3 separate regions of the Mus musculus genome follow, and regions 2 and 3 are each linked to region 1. The links are chromatin loops, found by intact Hi-C in ENCODE. Cell type or tissue: left cerebral cortex. All regions are shown on one strand.

What was found. Peaks named below come from ENCODE experiments on the same cell type or tissue, not always from the same donor. Only the 100,000 strongest peaks of a DNase experiment are listed, where the experiment ranks them.
Region 2: a loop joins it to region 1, with 6 times the contacts of the local background. A loop is called at or near these places in 4 of 42 quality-filtered maps.
Region 3: it touches region 1 in a loop (6-fold over the local background); 13 of 42 quality-filtered maps call a loop at or near these places.

The regions. Positions count from the first base shown.
Region 1 is chr11:94,209,525-94,214,524 of GRCm38, forward strand. Tob1 (transducer of ErbB-2.1) reads left to right here and starts at 1,930. Exons shown (of 2, transcript NM_009427.2): 1 at 1,930-2,207; 2 at 3,962-5,000. The coding sequence starts at 4,116. In left cerebral cortex, a CTCF peak has its summit at 1,968; DNase peaks (open chromatin) are centred at 33, 416, 826, 1,694 and 4 more places; H3K4me3 peaks cover 4,671 bases; H3K27ac peaks cover 4,258 bases.
Region 2 is chr11:94,320,085-94,325,084 of GRCm38, forward strand. It overlaps Luc7l3 (LUC7-like 3 (S. cerevisiae)), which reads right to left and starts at 1,879. Exons shown (of 10, transcript NM_001361574.1): 1 at 1,606-1,879. The coding sequence starts at 1,704. In left cerebral cortex, no CTCF peak of the experiment used is centred here; a DNase peak (open chromatin) is centred at 1,904; H3K4me3 peaks cover 2,599 bases; H3K27ac peaks cover 2,104 bases.
Region 3 is chr11:94,158,036-94,163,035 of GRCm38, forward strand. It overlaps Gm35338 (a long non-coding RNA gene), which reads right to left and starts at 4,534. Exons shown (of 4, transcript XR_001780294.2): 1 at 2,508-4,534. RefSeq lists an enhancer at 620-4,142. In left cerebral cortex, a CTCF peak has its summit at 2,566; DNase peaks (open chromatin) are centred at 695, 1,691, 2,080, 2,585 and 1 more place; H3K4me3 peaks cover 1,181 bases; H3K27ac peaks cover 3,869 bases.

The DNA of each region.
Region 1 (5,000 bases):
ATTAACGTTCACACTAGAAAAGCAAAACCACACAACGAAGGAAAACAGTGGAAGAATAATTTATATTAAAATATTTTGCTGCCAGATGCTTCCATTTTAAACACCATGCTCTCACAATCTAATTCCACTCTGCAACTAAAAAGCCGAAATACTAAAAATAAAACAGAATTTAAAGCGTTTTTGAGTAAAACTTCTATGTTCTTAAGAAAAAAAAAAAAAAAACGCTACCCAAGTTTTAGGAACCTGTGCAATAAACAAGAAATGGGTCACCTGACCGGTCGCCACCCCACCCCTCAGCCCATTCCACAAACCCTCCCATTCTCACACGCTGTGAGACTTTAGAAATATCCTTTCTCAAAGCTGTTCCTTCTAAAAGAGGAGGTGGGAACCCACGCAAGCAGGTCCGAGTGCAAAATAATAGGCTACATCCAGACTTCTGCATCTATAAAATGAAAAGGCTCTTGGCGGGTCGCGTAGACCAGGGTTTGTGCCCTGGGTGGTACAGATGGGCTACACAGACGGTGAGTTGTGCTTTAACCTCTAGACAGGCATAGAAATGCCCGCCCTGCAGTGTTTAAGGGCAAGGCAGCACGGGGACCGGTTTTTTTCCAGGAAGCATGGCCCGAATGCCCAGGACAGGGAAGGGGAAGGCAGGGCCCTGGGCGTTTCATTCACTGCTGCGCTTTCTCCCCCCCCCCAACCCCCCCCCCCCTTCTCTCCGAGGCTCCCCCTCGACTTTCTCTCGCCTTTACCCAGTCCGAGTTTGACGTCGGTCTCCTGGAGACCAGACAGCCAATCGTCTGGCCGCTAAGGTCCAGTGCGACCAATCAGGCATCGTTGCTACCTGTGAGTAATTATTTTTAGCCAAGAGGAACGCCCCGTTCCACTCCGGACGATAACTCGGATTTCTGGGCTGCAGGTTGTGGAAACGGCGCCTATCCGCGCCCCTAGAGTCCCTGGCGTCCCTATTCCCTGGACACCTGTGCACAGTTCATAAACTCTCGCAGGTTCCTCAGCGAGGCCTCGTGTTTATTTTGTGGGCCTGGGTGAAAGTTCTCAAAATGCACGCGTGGGCACGCACACAGAGTCACACAGGCAGTTTGGCAGCGTGTCGCTCTCTGCGACGTTTGATATAAGACAATTTTTTTTTCTTACGGTCTCAAGCAACCCTCATGTCCGAGCTGCTGCCAGGTGACCCGGGGAGATTTGGCCAGGGGGAGCTGCAGAGGCAGTTAAACTGTCACCTGTGCGGGAGGTGCAGCGACGTGGCCTCCCTTCCCCACCCCCAGGTTCTGCAGTTGTCACTCTCGGGGTGGCAGTTGGCCTAGGCCCTGCGGGGATTAATACTCAATGAATCGGGAGCACGAGTCCCGGTTACCCCGGGATGGGCTGAGACCCACAGGCTAGCTCGCCCAGGAGTGGGGTTTTCCTCGGCCACAGTCGCACTCGCTCGGAAGCAGCCTTTTCCGTGTACTCTGCCCTCCCTCCCCCAGCCTCGGCTGCCCCTCCCGGCCGGTCCCCGCCGCGTCGCCACCTGCTCCCCCTCCTCCCCCCCCACCCCCCACCCCCCACCCCCAGGCCCCCGGGCCCTGCCACCCCATCCCTACCATCCCATCCCTACCCTTGTCCAATCCCCTTCCAAGGCCTCCCTTAACCCCTCCCCCAACCTCTCGGGACTCTCAGCTCATTGGTCACAGCGGCGTTCAGGAGGCGTGACCATCTATCAGCGGCCGTCTGGACGTGGGCAGGCGGGACTTGGCCAATGGCGTCGGGGGGCAGGGCAGGGGCGGAGTCGGCGCGGCCGGGGGGTGCCGGGTGGGGAGGGCGGGACTGTGACGCGAGCGGCGCGCACCCCCGCGGAGGCTGGGGGCGGGGAGGAGGCTATAAAACGAGAGGCGGGGCGCGCGCCGCGGCAGAAGGAGCGAAGCTCTGGCCCGGCGCGCAGAGGGCGCTGTACGGGGACGCAGGGCCGGGCCGCCGGGCTGTGTAGAGAAGCGAGCGCGCTCGTGTAAGCTTGCCGTCCCCGCCACCCCTGAGCCAGAGCAGCGAGCTCCCGGACCCGCCCGAGGCGTCCGTCGCGTGTCCGGCGGTGGCGACGTCTTGCACCCCGTCGCCTCGCCGCTCCCGACCCACCCGCGCCCCCGCCCGCTGCCCCTTCTCCCCCGCCCAGCCGCGGCTCGGCGGCGGCCGCAGCTCCGGAGCAGCTTGTAAGTACGGCGGGGCGGCGGCTAGGGGCCGAGGGAGTGGCTGCAGCGTCCTGCGAGCCCGGGTGTGGAGGGGCGGCCTCGGGGACCCAAGGGAATGGAGTGGCTCCGGGGACCTGGTCCGGAGGCTTGACGGCCGACGGGCAACCGGGAGGAGGGAGCACCCGGGGTGGGGGCAGCGGCGCCCAGGCAGGGGGAGGGGGCGCCGGGATACAGGGATCGGGCCCGGACCGGTGCTCCGGGATGCTGGCTAGGTCCCAGGAGCCTCGAGCGGGGAGCAGAGTGGGGGACGGCAGGGTCAGGTTACGGCGGGGGAGGGGAAGACTGGGCGGCCCGCGCCGCGACCTGCCGGTGCCCGGGCCGCGTCCCTGAGGCAGCTAAAGAGCCTGCTCTCCTTTTCCCCGGGCCGAGCTCCTCCTCCCGGAGCAAGTCTAGTAGTCTTCCTCCTCTTCCTCCTCCTCCTCCTCCTCCTCCTCCTCCTCCTCCTCCTCCTCCTCCTCCTCCACCTCCACCTCCTCTGGCTGTTGCTGCTGCTGTAGCGCTCGGGCTCCCAGCGCTGTGAGCAGAAATCTAATGAGACCCAACTGGCTGTTTATGTAATTCTTCACAGTCCTGTGTTAAGGCGTTGCTTTAAAAACCACCTTCCACCCAGCCTGTCTGGGCTCGGCTGCACCTTCAAGCAGTCCAGCTGAATCTGCTTTCTCTGCCTGCTCTTGGGTTTCGGCTTGGAAAGTGTAGTTTGGGGGCTACACGAGAGATTCTTTGCCCTTTGTCACCAAGAATATGGAAAATGGAACAGACGGATCCACACCAGTTTGATTATTTTAAATGCCCTTTTTGATCAACCTCGTTGTACAAATAGCTCTCCCTTGGAAATACCTCTCTTTGCCCTTGATCTTTTCTTATCCCCACCCAGTGCTGATCCAGCAAACGTTTAAAGGTCGACCTTTTCGCTCCAGCCTCTCCAGGGACTGCCCGTTTATCCGAAGAGGGAAGGAGATGGCTTTTAAAAATAAGAATAAAACTGAGAAACTCTGCCCTTTAAGCAGAGTAATCAATAGGAGTTTTAAGCTGCTTGTTTTTCTTATACTTGCAGCTGAGAGGAATTTCAGAATGTGTGTGTGTGGGGGGGGGGGGCAGTACACAATAAAAAAGAAAAAGGCTCCCAGAAGAGCAAGAGTGTGAGAGCCCTTGGCATGGTTAAAACTAGAGAGGATAATTTGGTTTCATTTACCAAGATGACAACTCATTTAGTACCTTTAATTTTAGTACCAGGTACTTTGAAAATTAAAAATAATTTTGTAACTTATAACATTTCCGAATATTTAACATAAAGCAGATTTAAATGTGATGTTTCCAAAAGGAACTAGGGATTCACTTCTAAAATGGTGACTAGCAAGGAAACTAATGACCAACTTGTAAAAGTGGAGTGTACGGGTAGGTGGGTGGATGAGTGTGCAGTACAGTTAGTAAACACTGTGCGAGAAGAAACATAAAGGATACATGTTCTGGAGGTCCTGTAAGTCCTGCTGGGAAGTGGTATGTAGAATGCTGTTTTAACTATAAATCTGTCTTGAACTTTAGCAAGAGGATTTTTTTTTTTTTTATGGTCTGTTCCTTTTATTTTCCAGCGGTCATTTCCAGTCTTTCTAGCCCAGTAGACATTTTCAAAAATAAAATTGCTTCAGGTAGAAAGCTTTGGAGCTGTTACATTGATCTCACTTGGATGTGTTTGCTTTTGTTTTATTTTCTTAAAGGAACAAGACCACGGGAAGGTTGAAGGATAATCTTCTAATACCAGCACTTTGAATGAGAATTTGTTTCTCTGCCACAAACTGATTTTTTTTTTTAAAAAATTTATTTTTCTGGTGGAGGAGTTGAAACAAAGCTAACTTTTGTGGCTTCGCAGCTATGCAGCTTGAAATCCAAGTAGCACTCAATTTTATTATTTCTTACTTGTACAATAAGCTTCCCAGGAGACGTGTCAACATTTTTGGTGAAGAGCTTGAAAGACTTCTTAAGAAGAAATATGAAGGGCACTGGTATCCTGAAAAGCCATACAAAGGCTCAGGGTTTAGATGTATACACGTGGGGGAGAAGGTAGACCCCGTGATCGAGCAGGCATCCAAAGAGAGTGGTTTGGACATTGACGATGTTCGTGGCAATCTGCCACAGGATTTGAGTGTCTGGATCGACCCGTTTGAGGTTTCCTACCAGATCGGCGAAAAGGGACCAGTGAAGGTGCTGTACGTGGACGACAGTAGTGAAACCGGCTGTGAGCTGGATAAGGAGATCAAAAACAGCTTTAACCCGGAGGCCCAGGTGTTCATGCCCATAAGCGACCCGGCCTCCTCCGTGTCCAGCTCTCCCTCACCTCCCTTCGGCCACTCTGCTGCTGTCAGCCCTACCTTCATGCCCCGGTCCACGCAGCCTTTAACCTTTACCACTGCCACTTTTGCTGCCACCAAGTTCGGCTCCACCAAAATGAAGAATAGTGGCCGTAGCAGCAAGGTAGCTCGCACTTCTCCGATCAACCTGGGCCTGACTGTAAATGTGAACGACCTCCTGAAGCAGAAAGCCATCTCTTCCTCAGTGCACTCTCTGTATGGGCTGGGCCTGGGCAGCCAGCAGCAGCCACAGCCGCAGCCACAGCAGCAGCAGCAGCAGCAGCCGTCATCATCCCAGCCGCCGCCTCCACTACCGCAGCAGCAGCAGCAGCAGCCACAGCAGCAGCAGCAGCAGCAGCAGCAAACCTCTGCTCTTTCTCCCAATGCCAAGGAATTTATTTTTCCTAAC
Region 2 (5,000 bases), 110 kb after region 1:
GGCTAGCCTGGAATTTACAGGAATCCCGCCTGCATCTGCCTCAAGTGTTAGGACTGAAGGCTCCTGCTATTAGCTCTGAACACTTTTTTTTAAACATACAGAAATTAGGTACCCCACTTTACTTTTTTTCTATATGTCAAAAGAGAAATTGTTACTTCACTCAAACCATGTGTTTAAAAACAACGCATACTGAGCTGGTGAGATGGCTCTGTGGGGAAGAGGTCTGACTGCTCTTCTGGTGGTCCTGAGTTCAAATCCCAGCAACCACATGGTGGTTCACAACCATCTGTAATGAGATCTGATGCCCTTTTCTGGTGTGTCTAAAGACAGCTACAGTGTGCTTACATATAATAAATAAATAGATTTAAAAAAATACATAATTTACTTTCCTAAAAAGCCTGTTAGCCAATCGTGGCAACGATGTAATCCCAGCACTCTGGAAGCGGAGTGAGGATTTCAAGTTCGAGAACCACCTGCTTACAGAGTAAAACACTGCCTCAAAAACAGAAACAAAACAAAGCTTTTGTTGAGCCATTTTCTCATATTTTATCAAGTGATTTAAAACTGCTGTTTGATTATAACTGCAAGGTAAAATCAAGTGTACCCACTCTCCAGTTCAGATCTAAGACAGTGTGCTCCACGTACAAAACTAGATAAAAAGTACTTGAAATACAGTACAGTATATGCACGAAGAACAGTGCAACCTCAACAGTGCTACAAAAATTAGATTTAGCTTTCCCGATCACCAAGAGACCGAGAGAGAGAGAGAGAGAGAGAGAGAGAGAGAGAGAGAGAGAGAGGCTTTAGCCTCACCTGCGACCCAGGAGTTATAGTTAACCTTTCTAAGAGAGTAAAAGGACCGAATGAGTTTATGTGAAAACAAAAACCTTCACAACTGCCTAGCTGAGGGTCTACTACGGCCATCAAGCACGCGTCAAACGGCCATCAAACCGCATTAGCAAAAAACTGTTCATGATAAAACTGTACCTCGTTCCGTCTTTCAACTGTCTACCTTCTCACAGAAGTGTCCAAATGGCAGCACTCCTAAGCAATGCACTGCTACGATGTCCTTCCCCACGAATACTGGTCGGGAGTCAGGCTATCTATCTATATGACTCCCGACTCTCTCACACACACACACACACACACACACACACACACACTCACACACTCTAGATAGATAGATAGATAGATAGATAGACAGACAGACAGACAGACAGACTGCACCCAAATAACGGAAGCCTGCTTTCTTATTCATACGGTAAAACCCCGGAGCTCTGGTGGAATCAAGCGAGCCCTTCCTTCTTCCTTTTCCCGCGTTTCTCGGCCTCACCAAGGTGCTTCTTCTTCTGCCCAGCCAAGCGCCATCCCGGACTTCCTCCACACAACAACAAACGCCGCTATCCCCCGGATTGGCGCGGAATCCTCCCTCCGTCCTGGGCCGCACGCCCGCCTCCCTCCGCCGTCAGGTGCTTCAGTCGGCGCGGCCAGGTCCCCCCAAATCGCGCCGCACCCCGCTCGGGCCAGCCTCGGCCCGCCCTCGGGTCCCTTCAGCTCCCCCTCCCCCAGTCCCCGGGGCACAGGCCCGAGGCCCACGGGACTTACGCTCTCGTGGTCCCAGCGCACGTTGCTGCGCTTCTCATCCGGGGCGAGGTTTCGGTCCCGGCCCATTAACTCATCCAGCAACTGCGCGGCAGAAATCATGGTGCTTCCTCCGGGCGGCTGCTCACGCCAGCCCTAGCACCCACCCGATAAAAAACCCCACCAGCCGCCCGGCCGCCGAACCAAGCCCCCTCGGCCCACTCTCAAGCTCGAAAAGCCTCTTCCAGAGAGGAGCCGAGAAGACAAAATGGCCGCCGCCCGGGCACCTTCCCAGCATGCCGTGCGCCCGTGGAGACACGCCTAGGCCCGGGCTGCGAGGGCGGGCAGCGCGGCTTCTCCGGCGAGGGGGCGGGACCTCCGGCCCGGGCCCGGGGCAAAGCCCCGCCAGGCACTGACTCCGCCCCCGCCGTGCCTTCCACCCAACGGAGCGGTGGACGCTCTAACGGCTGCCGGTGTCGGCCTCTTTTTTACTTGGAGAAAGAGCAATCTAGCTCTGGGTCCTTTGCCACTGCCCTGAAACGGAGAAAATGTCCCTTTGTCCACGTGGTGTGCGGGGGACCATCTTCCAGGGAGGGAAACAAGAAGAGCGAGCTGCGATCGTGCTCAGACTCCATTTTCCTGTCGCTGTAGTTTCTTCCTCCTCTACCTGTCCTTATTTATGTCTGCACCCTCCACCCTTCCCACACCCACCCAGTTCGATGCTGGGGATTGAACCGGGAACCTTAACGCTTAACGCTCTACCAGCGAGTTAAATCCTCAACTCTTCTACCCGGTTTTGTCCGGACTTCCTCGATTTTTAGGGAGGAAAATCAAGGAATAGACTATATGCGGTGGAGGAATTATGTTGTAATACCTCCAATCCAGGAATTTATCTTCCTTCACTTTGTATCAAATGTGTTACTGTGTGTTCAGGGAATCATAGAGGAGACCAGAGGTTACCCTCTGGAGTCCATTACTCAGGAACTATCCACCTTTGTTTGGTTTTTGGTTTTGTTTTTCGGGATAGGGTTTCTCTGTAACTTTAGCTGTTCTGGAACTCACCAGGCTGGCCTCGAACTCACAGAGATTCCCGTGTCTCAGCCTTATGAGTGCTAGGACGTGCCACCATTGCTCCTCAATCTAAACTTTCAAAAGATTAGGAAAACTTAGCTGGGCTTGCTGTCACCGTATACCTTTTATCTAGGAAGGCACTGGGAAGGCAGAGTCAGGTGGATTTTATGAATTAAAGAGGTTCACCTGCTTCTGCCTCTTAAGTGCTAACACTTGGGAGGCAAAGGCAGGTGAATATCTAAGTTTGAGGCCAGCCTGGTCTACAAAACAAGTTTCTGTATAAAGCCATGGCTGTTATACAGAGAAACCCTTTTTCAAAAAGAATGTCTCACTGGGACGTGAGCTCTCTGTCAGCCTGAAAGCCCTACGAATCCTTTTATTTCTGCTTCCTTAGTACTGCAGCTATAAACCACTGTTTTACATGTATGTGCTGGAGGTTAAACTCTGTTCTTCATGCTGAGTGGTGAACTCCCTGGAATTTCTTTAAAAGTATTAATTCGGCCTTGCAAACTTTTAATCCCTAGCAATCCAGAGGCAAGTTGATCGAGGCCAGCCAGGGCTACATAGTGAGACATTGTCTCAAAAACAAGATTCATATTCAGCTAGGAATAGCAGACCGGGCCTATAATCCCCTTGTTTGGGAGGCTTGGCCAGAAGGATTATTGTTCCAGACCAGCATGGGTTGCTGTGTGAGTTCCTGTCTAAAACAATTTTTAAAAAAAATAAAACCCAGGGGCTAGTGAGATGACTAAGCTGAGAGACATCTGTGGACAAGCTGGATGAATGTGACAAGAGTTTCATCCCCCGGACTCACAGAGAAAGGAGAGAACCAACTCCCGAAAACTGTCCTCTGACCTCCACGGGCTGATCCACACACACAGACACTGGCACATAAAATAGAATGTAATTTTTAAAAAATTAAGGGCTGGAGAGATGCCACAGCAGTTGTTGGCATTGGCTGCTCTTGCAGAGGACCCAGGTTCAATTCCTAACACCCACATGGCAACTCACAGCTGCCTAACTCCAGGGTCAGACACCCCCTGCCCCCAGACAGACAGACAAGCAGGCAAAACACCAATGCACATAAAGTAAATTATATTTAAAAAGTTAAAATTAAAAATTGGAGGCCCAAAGTTGGTGGCTCATATAATCCTCAGGAGGTAGAGGCAGTCAAATGTCCAGGATAGCTGGGTTACACAGAGAAACCTCAACAAAACTTCTGTTATATGCCCACATCAGTGTTAGTGTGCAGATTAAATTAATTGATATACTCTGCACATTGATAGAGGAGACCCAACAGGTTCTTAATTCCTTTATTAGCAAGAGGGAAAGAACCTTTTTATTGTCAGAGTGGAGGAGTCAGCTCCCTGTGGCACTGACTGAGGAGTGTGGCAAAGCTCCAACCAGGTAAGGTGGAAAATGGAGGCCTCGAACTCAAGACCGACAGTCTTCCCACCCCAGCCTCCCAGTGTGTTAGCATATATCCCTCAAACAGAAATCTGAAGAGTTTACAGTTAAGAAACGCAAAAAAGTTTCCAAAACATGAAATAGATAACAATGAAGAAAACTGTTAGTCTGCTAGAAGAGGAACTTTTAAAAGTATTCTTTGAGTCTCATGAAGTTGAACTAGAATGGGTTGGTTGGGGGCTGGAGAGATGGCTCAGTGGTTAAGAGCACTGTCTGCTCTTCCAGAGATCCTGAGTTCAATTCCCAGCAACCACATGGTGGCTCAGAACCATCTGTAATGAGATCTGATGCCCTTTTCTGATGTGTCTGAAGACAGCTACAGTGTACTCACATACATGAAATAATAAATCTTTAAAAAAAAAAAAAAAGAATGGGTTGGTTGGAAAATTAGTTGGAAGCAAATCCAAAAGGCTAAAATACAACACTTGGGAAGCCGAGGCAGGAGGATTGTCCTTGGCTACACAGTTAAAGGCCAGCCTTGACAGAATGAGAAAAATCAAAGCCACCTCCTCAACTCTCCCATAACTTTCCAAGGTCACAAAGGATCTTAAGGTTATCCGTTCTGTGGCTCTTGAGCCTGTGTGTCACTCATCACTATCCCTGCCCACTCCATTGCTCTTCCTCCCACCCACTCTCAGTTACTCATCCTCAAGCTCTTTTGAAACTTTCTCTCCTTTCCCTCATTAGAACTCTTGAGAGTTTTTCAGTGTTCTATCTGGCCATCTTCTCTGGGTACTCACGAACTCCCTTGGGATTATCTCTTCCGTTTGCAAAATTTCAGCTAGCCCCTTCGGCTGCTGAGTGCTAGATTCCAACCTCCACCTCAGATCTCCTTTCTGAATTTAGTACTCATGCCTACCCTCTTTACTGGGACACTCTAC
Region 3 (5,000 bases), 51 kb before region 1:
GAAAAGAAAAGAAGAGAAGAGAAGAGAAGAGAAGAGAAGAGAAGAGAAGAGAAGAGAAGAGAAAAGAAAAGAAAAGAAAAGAAAAGAAAAGAAAAGAAAAGAAAAGAAAAGAAAAGAAAAGAAAAGAAAAGAAAAAAGCCAGGCAGTGGTGGCACACGCCTTTAACCCCAGCACTTGGGAGGCAGAGGCAGGCAGATTTCTGAGTTCGAGGCCAGCCTGGTCTACAGAGTGAGTTCCAGGACAGCCAGGGCTACACAGAGAAACCCTGTCTCGAAAAAGCAAAAACCAAACCAAACCAAAACCATAAGATAATAAAAGATATCCTCCCAGCTGCCTGTGTCTGTGTAAAAAGTATCTTGTCCCCATTTATGGATGACTAAACTGAGGTTTGGCTAAGCCAGCTCACAGGGCTACCCCACCCTTGTGGACAATGTGTACCCTCATTTCTTCCTCTCAGTTCTCCAGGCTGCTTGTTGCCCCAAAGACGAAGTTCAAAGGCCTGGGTAAGACTGTCATCTGTGACCTTTGGTCACCCTGGACTTTCTCACCGAGGTCTGTGTCTCCAGGGGGTGCCCCTGCCCCCCGCCAGGACTATGAGCTTTGGCAGCCTCACGGGGGCACTTTTCACTGGTCCTGGGCATGCCCCTGTGGGGAGGGCAGGTGTCGAAGCCGACCTCCGCCCCAGCCTCCCTTCCTGCTGTCTAGAAGCCATGTGCTCTCAAGCTCGGTGCTCGCATTCCTTGGGAGTCTCTGTTACCAAAACACGGTCTTAAAGTACAGGAAGTTTGGAAAATGGAACAAAGGTGTTTGTCACAGTGCCACGGGCTGAGCTAGCGCTGACCACCGTTGCTGATGGCAGTTTTCCTCGCTGCTGTGTGGGCAGAAGTCCTGGTGAGCTGCCTGGTTTTCATACATTTTTTTTTCCTTCATCCTTTTTGGCTTGTTTGGGACCTTTGGAAGCAGGGGGAAAGCCTTCATAGCACAAAGCACAGATGTCAGGAAATACTTGCTTCAGGAAAGAATGGCAGGCAGAGGTGGGTCACGGTTGGTCCAGATGCTGTCTGGCTGTAGGCAGGCGCACCCAGTACGGCCTGAGAACCCCATAGCCATTCACCCCACAACCCTTTCTGACATCATACCATGTGACTTGGTAGACCTTCAACAGAGACACACGGGTGACGGAGGAGGAGCCCAGGCTCAGGGCAGAAGGACATACCGAGAGTCTGTCTCCTCCCAGCCTGAACAAGTAGCCTAGCCCACAGGATTGTAGAGCAGGAGCCCTCCCCTTCAGCCCCCTGGGAAGTTAAGGAAGAAGGTGACCAAGAAAGCAGGAAGGCTCCGGGTGAACCCAGGAACGCCATGGCCTTCATTCAGCTCTAAGCATGAGACTCTGTCATTTGCCAGCAAAGGTCATGAAGTTTCTTCCTGGAGGTTTCTAAGAACAGGGGCACGGGGAAGATTTTATGCACCATGTCAAGGGCCTGCTAGCCACAGGCACTGGCAAGGAACAGGGGCCTTTTAAATGACCTAGGAGCGAAGAGGCCCCTGCAGCTTCTAGGACAAAAGAGGGTGTGACTTGAAGCTGGGATGGAGGTGGCCTTGTAGACATTAGCCAGGACACTGGCTTTCCTTACTAGCCAATAGCTTCTGGAGCCTCTGTAGGCAGCCAGGAGGGAGGGGCAGACTCTGTGGCAATCCCTTGGCTGAGATCCGGGTGTTGGAGGGCCTGGTAGACAGAGCAGGATTACTCTATAAAGATAGAGTAGTATTCTTTCTCTAAAACCGATAGATCCCAGGCTGCGGGGGGGCCAACCTGGATTGAAAAGGCCTCAGCGAGGGAACTTGGACCGCCCCCATTTTGAATCTAAACTGTGTTAGGCACAAACGGGTAACCAGGAGAAAGCAATAAGAAAAACAAAGAGGTAAACAAGCCAGAGATAGCAGCACACACCTGCAATCTCAGTGCTCTGGAGGCTGAGACAGGGGGATTTCAAGTTCAAGGACAACGAGCTATATAGTGTTTGAAAGAAACCCAAATCCCACGCCACCACCAGTGACAGAATTGGAAGTACAGAAGGCACCCTGTTTCTTCTGTCCCCTTCCCCGGAGTTGCTGGGAGGATTCTGAGAGCCAAGAGGGACTAAGGCAGCTAGTGTACTCCCTGGGGGCTTCTTTCTTCAGCAGTGATTCTCAGAGTGACTTACACTCAAACAGCCAAACCACCAATTCCTCTTCACACCCTGCCGAGCTTGTCTGCCCTTTCACAAGATCCAGGCCCTGCAGATACAGGGGTCAGAATCCCGCTAACCACGCTCAAAGGTAATTGGCATCAGGGGTTTTGAACAGGTCTCCATCCCCTCTTAAATGCCACACCCCTCACCGCTGCCACCCCCCCACCCCAGCAGAGATTACAGCTGCAGCCCCGTCTCTCCTGCTGTGCTGTGAGTGGTGGTTTCTGGGATGCAGTGTGGGGTTTTGTCTGCCTTCCCTGCCCTGTGCCAACTCACCCAGCAGGCCTCACTGCCTTGGCAACGCATTGCAAAGTCCACACAAAGGGAAACTGCTCAGGGGAGGTTGGTCCTGCCTGACGCCTGGAGAGAGTTTCCATGGCAACGATGACATCACTAGACTCGTTTGGCTACGGAGCCAGGCTCTGAATGGAGGCGCCTGGGTGTTCACACTGCAGAGATGTGGAGAAAGGCTTGTCGGGGACTCGCCAGCCATGCTGGAGTAGACGGGCCTGTTGAGAATTCCATACGGAGCCCTGCCCTTGGCTTGCAGTGAGGGCTTGTCAGTCTCCTCACCTACAAAGGGAACCTACAGTCTATTTAAGTGAGGGTGGACTGAAACCGTGCATACTCTGCAGGCCTGGGGTGGGGGTGGGGCACACTGTGACGTCTCCTATGCTGGCACCTTTAAGTGATTTCCAGGGAAATGTGGGAGCAGCCCGAGCTCTTGACCACTGGGCTCCTTCGTGTTTTATCCCTCGGTGAGCCTGTGCTTGCGTGGAGAGAAGTCACAATCAATTATCAGTGGTCGAATCCTCGCCCCTGCCTTAGCAGGGAGGGAGGGATGGAATGGGATGTGGAGAGATAAAGAAGGAAGACTTTAGGGGCTGGATGGTGGCTCAGAGCTTTTCTGGGTTTTCACGCTCAGTTCTAAGATAGTGAGTCCAGACCCAGCAGGAAGGCGTGCCAGGCACAGGTGCCTCCCTCCCTGCACCGGGGCGGGGGGCACGGGGTCGCACCAAGGCGGGGGCAGGGGTGGGCGTGGGGTCTGGGATGCAGACAAGAGTATCCCTGGGCTTCTGTGTGGGCCCCTTGGGTGGAGTTGCCTCTGCTTTTTACCCAGTAGGCAAAACCCTGAGCCTTCTGCAGGAAATGAATAGTCAGAAGCACAAGGCTAGAGGGGCGGGACTTTTTGAGGTCAGCGAGTCTGGACTCTGCCTGCTGGGTGTGCCAGGCAAAAGGGAAACCAGGCTACAGGGAACAGAGAGTCCAAAGCAGGCTTCCTCGTTACGCGTATGTCCAGAAGGTTTTCTAGGCCATATACCTTCCCAAACTCTGACTAAGGTCCCCATCCCCACCCTACCTTAGTACACATGGTGGTGAGGGCCCCCAAGTCCTTAGTCACACAGCTGGGGCCAATTCTAGGTGGATTCAAATGTCCACCTAGCTATCTGCTGCCCAGCTCACTCCTGCCACTATATTTTGTCCCTTAGGGCTGTCTTCATAGGGTCTGGGAACTTCTCAAATTATCCACCTGCAAGGATATTTTATTTAACTTAAAGCTCAGGGTGGCCTTGAAACTCACTATGTAGCCAAGGGTACTGTGACCTTGAGCTCTGGATCCCCTCTGCTTCTAACTCCAGAGTAGTGAAATTTCAGCTGGAAGACACCCTGACCCAGTTTATGCAGTGCTGGGAATTGAACCCAGGGCTTCTTGCATGCCAGGCAAGCATTCTACCCCCCAGGCCTGGGCTTGACTTATTTCTGCCATTCTACTCAATTTCCACCGAGAGCCACCCTCTCTAGATGCTCGCTCACCTCCCACTCTCAGTTCCGTCTGGGGGCAGAGGATACCTGGGTTGAAGGCCACCATGCTTATAGGACAGCCCCAGCCCGACCGACACAGGTTCAGAAGGTTGTAGACCCTTGTCCTGCTCCCCTCACCCGACCCACCCAGGAGCCCCTTCTTTTACCTCCAAGGTGAGGAGAGATATCTACATGCTCCCTGGGGTGGCACAGTTCCATCGGTCACCTCCTAGCTCCCTGGTAAACAAGGGTGAGCTCCCTGGATATGCACCATGCTCTGCTCTGGTCTCTCGGCCTTTGCCCCTCTTGGCCCATGGACACCTCTGGCTCAGCTGGCTTGTGTACCACGGCATTGTTTGATTTCAAACCGGTTCTATAAAGGTGGCTCCAGTCCAGTGTCCTGGACGTGGCACTGTCACCCATTGGGTGCCCTGGAAAAAACAGGTAGGGGAGAACAGGAAAACCAGAAGCCTTGTGGAAAGCAACATACTTTCTTTTCTTTCTTTCTTTCTTTCTTTCTTTCTTTCTTTCTTTCTTTCTTTCTTTCCTTCTTTCTCTCTCTCTTTCTTTCTTTCTCTCTTCCTCTCTTTTTGTTGTTGTTGTTTTTGTTGTTTTTTGTTTTGTTTTGTTTTTGTTGTTGTTATAGACAGGGTTTCTCTGTGTAGCCCTGGCTGTCCTGGAACTCACTCTGTAAACCAGGCTGGCCTTGAACTCAGAAATCTGCCTGCCTCTGCCTCCTGATCACTGGAATTAAAGGCGTGTGCCACCACTGCCCGGCTAGTAACACGCTTTCTGAGACAGAAGCACAGGACCGCAGAAACAAACTGTGTGGCTGCGACACACTCTTTCTCAAAGCAGAAGGCAGTGTTGGCTGCCTCGTGGAACTGGACTCATGAAAAGATGGTGGTCAGCCTTGGGTCCTGGAAACCAGCCACACTCTTCCCCTTTGCCTCAGAGATGGAGGAA